Regions from separate parts of the Homo sapiens genome. Here region 2 is linked to region 1. A link is a contact called in ENCODE Hi-C or POLR2A ChIA-PET data. All regions are on one chromosome and are shown on one strand. Each heading gives the region's core, a stretch centred on a gene start or an enhancer-like site at or near the end of the contact. The rest is flanking DNA. Distances are from core to core; before and after follow the strand shown. Region 1 overlaps RPS6KA2 (ribosomal protein S6 kinase A2). Region 2 has its middle 120 kb from the start of RPS6KA2.

Evidence for each region. A loop is a pair of places that touch in the nucleus more often than their neighbours do. ChIA-PET counts read pairs that join two places held with the same protein, here RNA polymerase II (POLR2A). Pooled maps may share reads with other maps.
Region 2: a loop to region 1 is called in a map with no recorded cell type, with 5 times the contacts of the local background. The contact joins two enhancer-like sites. A Hi-C loop is called at or near these places in 1 of 168 maps with a recorded cell type or tissue (left ventricle myocardium inferior), 1 of 37 single-sample maps with no recorded cell type and 4 of 50 pooled maps. POLR2A ChIA-PET finds 5 or more read pairs at or near these places in 1 of 52 experiments (BJ).

What each region holds. Positions count from the first base shown.
Region 1 is chr6:166,539,772-166,542,472 of GRCh38, reverse strand. All of the region lies in intron 1 of RPS6KA2 (ribosomal protein S6 kinase A2), which reads left to right. Among named protein-coding and RNA genes, the nearest start is that of MIR1913, 32 kb to the right of the region's middle. RefSeq lists enhancers at 1-143, 314-533, 1,124-1,243. Within about 2 kb of position 1,357, at least 8 of the 41 ENCODE cell types and tissues checked have a DNase peak (open chromatin) inside an H3K27ac peak, as active enhancers do.
Region 2 is chr6:166,749,816-166,752,639 of GRCh38, reverse strand. It overlaps a transcript of RPS6KA2 not described here. Among named protein-coding and RNA genes, the nearest start is that of RPS6KA2, 120 kb to the right of the region's middle. Within about 2 kb of position 1,484, at least 2 of the 41 ENCODE cell types and tissues checked have a DNase peak (open chromatin) inside an H3K27ac peak, as active enhancers do.

The DNA of each region.
Region 1 (2,701 bases), core at 108-2,607:
CTCTCAAGTTAGCTTTAAAAATACTGTTTACAGTAGCTGTGCTGGAAACCACATGCTCCTGCCATGGATGCAGCCGATTCAGGAACAGACTTGATCTTCCTAAGGCATTGCATGCAAATCCTCATCAAGCTCTAGATAAAATTACCTGCTTCATAAAACAGAAAAGGCACATATTTCAAAATGAAATGTGAGTAACATTTTCATGCTAGTTGCCCCTTAGGGTGGTTGTCATGAAGGGATCCAGAAACCAGGGCTGTCCAGAGAGGGTCGTTATCAGCAGTGCCCGGGAGTATGGTGCTGGGGCTTCATCTGGCTGTTTCCTATTCACACAGACCCCAGAGTGCGCGCCGAGTCCATGGAACACCAGATCTTTGTTTGTTTTGTTTTGTTTTCGTTTTGGGGAAAGTGAAAAAGAAAGTTAAGCATCCTCCAGCAAGTTCAAGCTAAAATGTCACTGTGAAGGCAGAACTCTGAAGTCTGAAAGGTGATGCTCTTGGGGATTTTTTTCCATTGACGCCTCAGATGCTTTGCGGTTAAAAACCTTACTGATTTGAAATGAGAAGTGAACTCTATCGCAATATTATTAGGGAAGAAAGCTGGCGTTTTTCATGTCATTTTAGGAGATGAAATTATGTGTGTACTTCAGGTACATTTGCTCTCAATACTTTGACAGAAAGAATCTGCACAAAATTTGAAATGTTATGAGATATCTGCGTCGAAGGCTTTGATTCGAAACGTTACAGAAATGACTAAAGAAGGTGAACTTCTGCAACGGAGGTGGGGGTGTGGCATGGACCGGGGAGGCGGGAGGCAACAGGGGATGGCAATTTGGAAGTGCTGAGGAAGGCGTGAAGCCAGCCTAAAAAACGGGCTGACTGGGAGCAGGGGAACACCCATGGGAATTCTGAGGTGCCAGCGTCCATGGCCAGGTGGCATCCAAGTAGCCCGGATGCTGTCACTCTCGCTTCAGAGCCTAGTCCCACAAAGGCATGTCCCACAAAGGCAGTGAAGGGGACCAGGACCCATGGGACTGCATGAGCTCATTCACCACAGCTGTGGGTCTCAGACCCTCCACAAAGAGCTGCTGAAGAAAAAGGAAGGAACTGGAAATCTTTAGGAAACATACACAAGGGCTGGGAAACGTGCCCCAGGAAAGGGTGGTGGCTGCAGTGTGAAGCCTCCCTGGCCAGCTCGTGCCTCGCCTGCCCCACACCTCTGGGCGGTGTTGAATTTTACTTTCTGTTCTGCAGTGTGGCCGTTGCCATGCTCTCGTTACCAAAATGAAGTCACAGAAGGGTGTGCTTTGGTGGTGATTCCTTTTTTCATAGTGTGGGCGTCGCATTAACACAGCTGCATGATGGGAGCTATTTTGGGAGGGAGGCTGGGGTTTGGATGACTCATGCGCGTGCTAGTCCTGTAGGTAGAGGATGTTAATGGACCCATTGCGAGGACAGTGTTTTAGTAACAGAAGAGGAGTATTTTGTTGTTCTTTAAATGACAAATCGTCTGCAATTTCTTTCTTCCTTTCGTAGGTCAATGACGGGAAAAGATAGCATACATGTTTCCATGATGAATTTTTTTGAACTTGGGCTCCTGCCTTTGTTTTTTGTGCAGGAAGCCACCTCCAGCAGCCGCGTGGAAGGTAGTGGTTCTCACAGGCAGTGACACACGTGGATCCCTGAGGGCCTCATTTTTTTCTGTCCCTTTCCATAAACCAGGAGATTTCACCACAAAAGCTGCACAGTCTCGGGTGGCTAGCATGGTCCTGCAATTCTAGTAAGCCTGTGCTGTGAAGGGAGGAAGGGCTTAAAATGTGATGTCCCCTCACAAATTAGCATCTAAATATAATGCCCATTGGCTGGGCTGTGCCTCTAGCATTTTTACTTACTCATTCAAGAAGTAATTATGAAGCAACAAAATTGTAATTCTGTATCTTCCAACTGCACTCATATGAACTTCAGGATGGATTAAACAGAGTCAATTTTGGCTATACTCATTGTTTTCCCAAACAAACAAAAAAAAACCACTGTTTTTACAAAAATAGCAAATCATCCTTGAAGATATGGAGACGAAAGTGTTTCCTTTAACTGAGAATGGAAAAGCCATGGATAACTGCATAGGCCTCTAATCCGCTGTGAGTTTCCACGGCTCAGACACCTTATCTGCTTTTACATGTGCCTCTATTTGTGACATGGAGGTAAAATAGCAAGATTTATAAGTAACCGTTTTGAGAAACTGAATTTTTCAAACATCGTCATGTACGTTATTGCTATTGTGATTTCATTTGGAAGTCTTCACTCTTAGAGTAAAACAGAGGGTGGAAGTACTTGGCTTCGAAGTCAGTCCTTGATGAGAAGCCCACCTCTATCACTTCCAGCTATTAATGTGTAATCTGAGTCTCAGGAGAAAATCTCCACTTCACAGTTTCTTCATGAAAAGAAGCAATGAGGAATGAGAGGCCCCTGGTTCCCAGAGCACACTATGCATACAATTCCTGGTTGCTGTTTTTGGATGCGCATTTTAGCCAGCAGTTTCTGAAGTTTTTCAGCCCCTCACCCCGAGCTAAAACTGTAGAAAGGGGTGTACGAATGTATAGATAGTGGAACAGAAATCTCAGAGAAATGCAGAGATAAATTCAAGGAACAGTTGGGCTCGAATGTCTCATGTTGGGAGAAACACCTCCTTTCCAGTGTTCCATTTC
Region 2 (2,824 bases), core at 235-2,734, 210 kb before region 1:
GGTTTGAGTAAATGATCTCTAACACCAAGAATCATCCTTTTCTATAATAACCTTAATCATCATTATGGGTCTATCATCTCTGAATTAAATTAAATATTTAATAACCCATTAATGTTCTTAGCTAATGTCAGCTTTTGAAGTGACTGTATTCCTATATTTTTACTAATTATAAAATAAGATTTTGAAAAATCTCTCTCTGCCTTTCTGTCTCTTAAGGTTTCTCTTTCCATTCATTCTAAATTGCCTCTCTAGACTTCAGTGTGTCCGCTCGCTGTTGAATGTGAAGCTGAGGTTGGTAAAGGATGTGTACTCTGGTCTTGCTCTGCGGTGACTGTGGACGCGCTTCACAGCCCTACGTTTCAGAGGCTGTTCACTCTGTGTGATGTCTTCATCATACTCACAGAGGACCTGGGTTGTGGCTATACCGCCCATTGGCTAGGCCGGCCCATCTGGAAGATCACAGGTTATTAATGACTAAAATAGTTAGAAACGATGTCTTTATTTAAAATAATAAGCATTGATTTTATCTAATTTCTAACAAATGCACATGAGACATTGAATACCCAGGTACAAATGGACCTGGTGTCGCCTTTGAGGTCTCAGGTACTCCTTGGCTGGCCTGTGCTGGCCCCTTTGTCTTCTGGGGCCCCTTTCTCCAAGGAGTCTGGCTTCTGTGCTCCACGGAGTCTGGCCTCTGTGCTCCATGGAGTCTGGCCTCTGTGTTCCACAGCGTCTGGCTTCTGTGCTCCACGGAGTCTGGCCTCTGTGCTCCATGCTGTCCTTGGTCCACAGGGCCTGACCTTGAATCGTCATGAAGACATGTTCTGCTCATTCTGTAGATTTCCTAGAGTCTGTGCCACTGTTTGGCTTTGCATAGAATCCCCAAATCGGCTGACTATTGGACTTCACTAGGATGCGAATGGTGCAAAGTTTGATCCAACTGGCTGTGGTGGAAAATGGAAACTTGTGGGGCTTCGAGCAGAAAATTTGGGAATACCTTGATTCCAAGCTCAGACACTTAGACCCCTCTTTCCACGGCTCCAGTGGCGGCCCAGCCGTTCCAGACACCTAGGCCAGCAGAGAAGCCAAGCCTCAAGCCCCTGTCGCCATCTGTTATCTGCCTTGGGCTGGCCGGCCTGCACCTCCTCCACGCCCTGCGGTGCAGCTTTGCCTCCCCTGAGGGGTTACAGGCTCTGCTCAGCTGCCTCCTGCTGCAGAGCAGACCACAGCCCAGCTGGCTGACTCAGGGCCAACTCAGGGGAAGCCCTCCTGTGACTGTGCGTTTGACGGGACCCTGGCAGCTGCCGTCCCTGGAACTCATCTGAATTCCTGTGTAATCTCTGCCCCTTCCTGAACGCACCTGGCCAGAGGGCGCTGGTCTTGCCTCCACCTTGGGAAGAACAAGCAGGCGGCTTGGAAGCAGGCTTTTTGAGGTTTCAGGGAGGAGCACGGGGCTGGCAAAACTTCCGGCTGACTTGGGGAAGTAATGCTGTAAGATCTTACTGCTCCGCTATTTCACCGCTGAACCTGGAGGCCTGCCGTCACCTGCAGCTCGGGGGCACTGCGTGAGGGTTATAAACTTTGTGAGGTGCTGAGTTAGGGGATGCAGAGGCCAGCTTCGGTCACAAAAGCACACTTCACACTTTCTAGAGTGTCAGCAGCCTCACCTCTGTTTAGGCAAATAGAATTTGTCCCCTCAGAGAGTTGTGCTTTTCCTCCTGAATATGATCACAGTCTACGCAGCAAGAGGGATGTCTTAGCCCTTGGCCAGTTTCTAAATGATTCCAAGGAGCAGAGCTTGGATTTACAGAATTTCCCATTTCCATTGCTTTAGACCAATTCTCAGCTAGAGTTCCTGACCTCCTCAGTATGATCCTTGTCACTCTTCTCTTTCTGGTGCATGAGGGCTGGAGACTTCCGTGGCAATGTCCCAGACCAATGACACCCATCTGTGCTGCGTGCCTGGCATGTTCTAGGCACAAGGGATGCTCAAGGAGCTCGGGCTCGGGTGGCACCTGCGGTCCTCAGCCACAGTAGAAGGGAAGACAGCACAGATGCAGAAACCCCCGTTGTGACAGAGTCAGAAGAGGCACGGAGGGCAGTTCCTGGGCCAGCAAGCGCAGAGCCTGGGCATGTAGGAAGCAGCCAGGGATGTCTGGGGATTGACAAGTACAGGCCCCGGAAAGGCGTGTGTCTGAGGAGGAGGAGGGTCAAGAGGGGCTGAGGGAGACTGTGTGGGAGGAGTGTGTCACAGATGTGCGTGCACTGCGTGGGGTGACTCGGGGCCTCCAAGGCTGGTGAGAACTCAGGGAATCCCAGGGACCTCTAGGGTTGGGGTGGGGCCCTGGGCTGGTGAGCACCCCCCCAGGGGAGAAGCTGAGGACACAGGAGGGGAGCACGCCCGATGTCTCTGCAGCACTGCAGGGCACGCTAATCCTGTATGGCTCACAGAACTAACAAAACCTAGGCGGATGGAACCGCCCTTCACAGTAGCACAGAGTGGGGCTCCAGGAAGCCAACTTCTCTCCGGCATGGGCACCTCAGGGGCACTTGGTGCGGCCCCTGCCTTCTCCCAGGAAGGCCCCCTCCTCCCTGCCCCTCCCCGCTGACTCAAGCCGGGCTGGACTCAGAAGGGACATGCCAGCTCTGCTTCCGATGCTGACTGTGTGGCCACCTCCACCGCCCTCTCTGTTTTCCTCACTCAGTATCCCCCTTCCCCTTGCCCAGCCTCCTGCCTTAGTCTGTGTGGTGGAAAGGGGGAAGGAAGCTTTGGGAGGAGGAGGAGGAGGAGAGGCCAGGCTCCCGCTGCAGCTCCCAGCCAGGC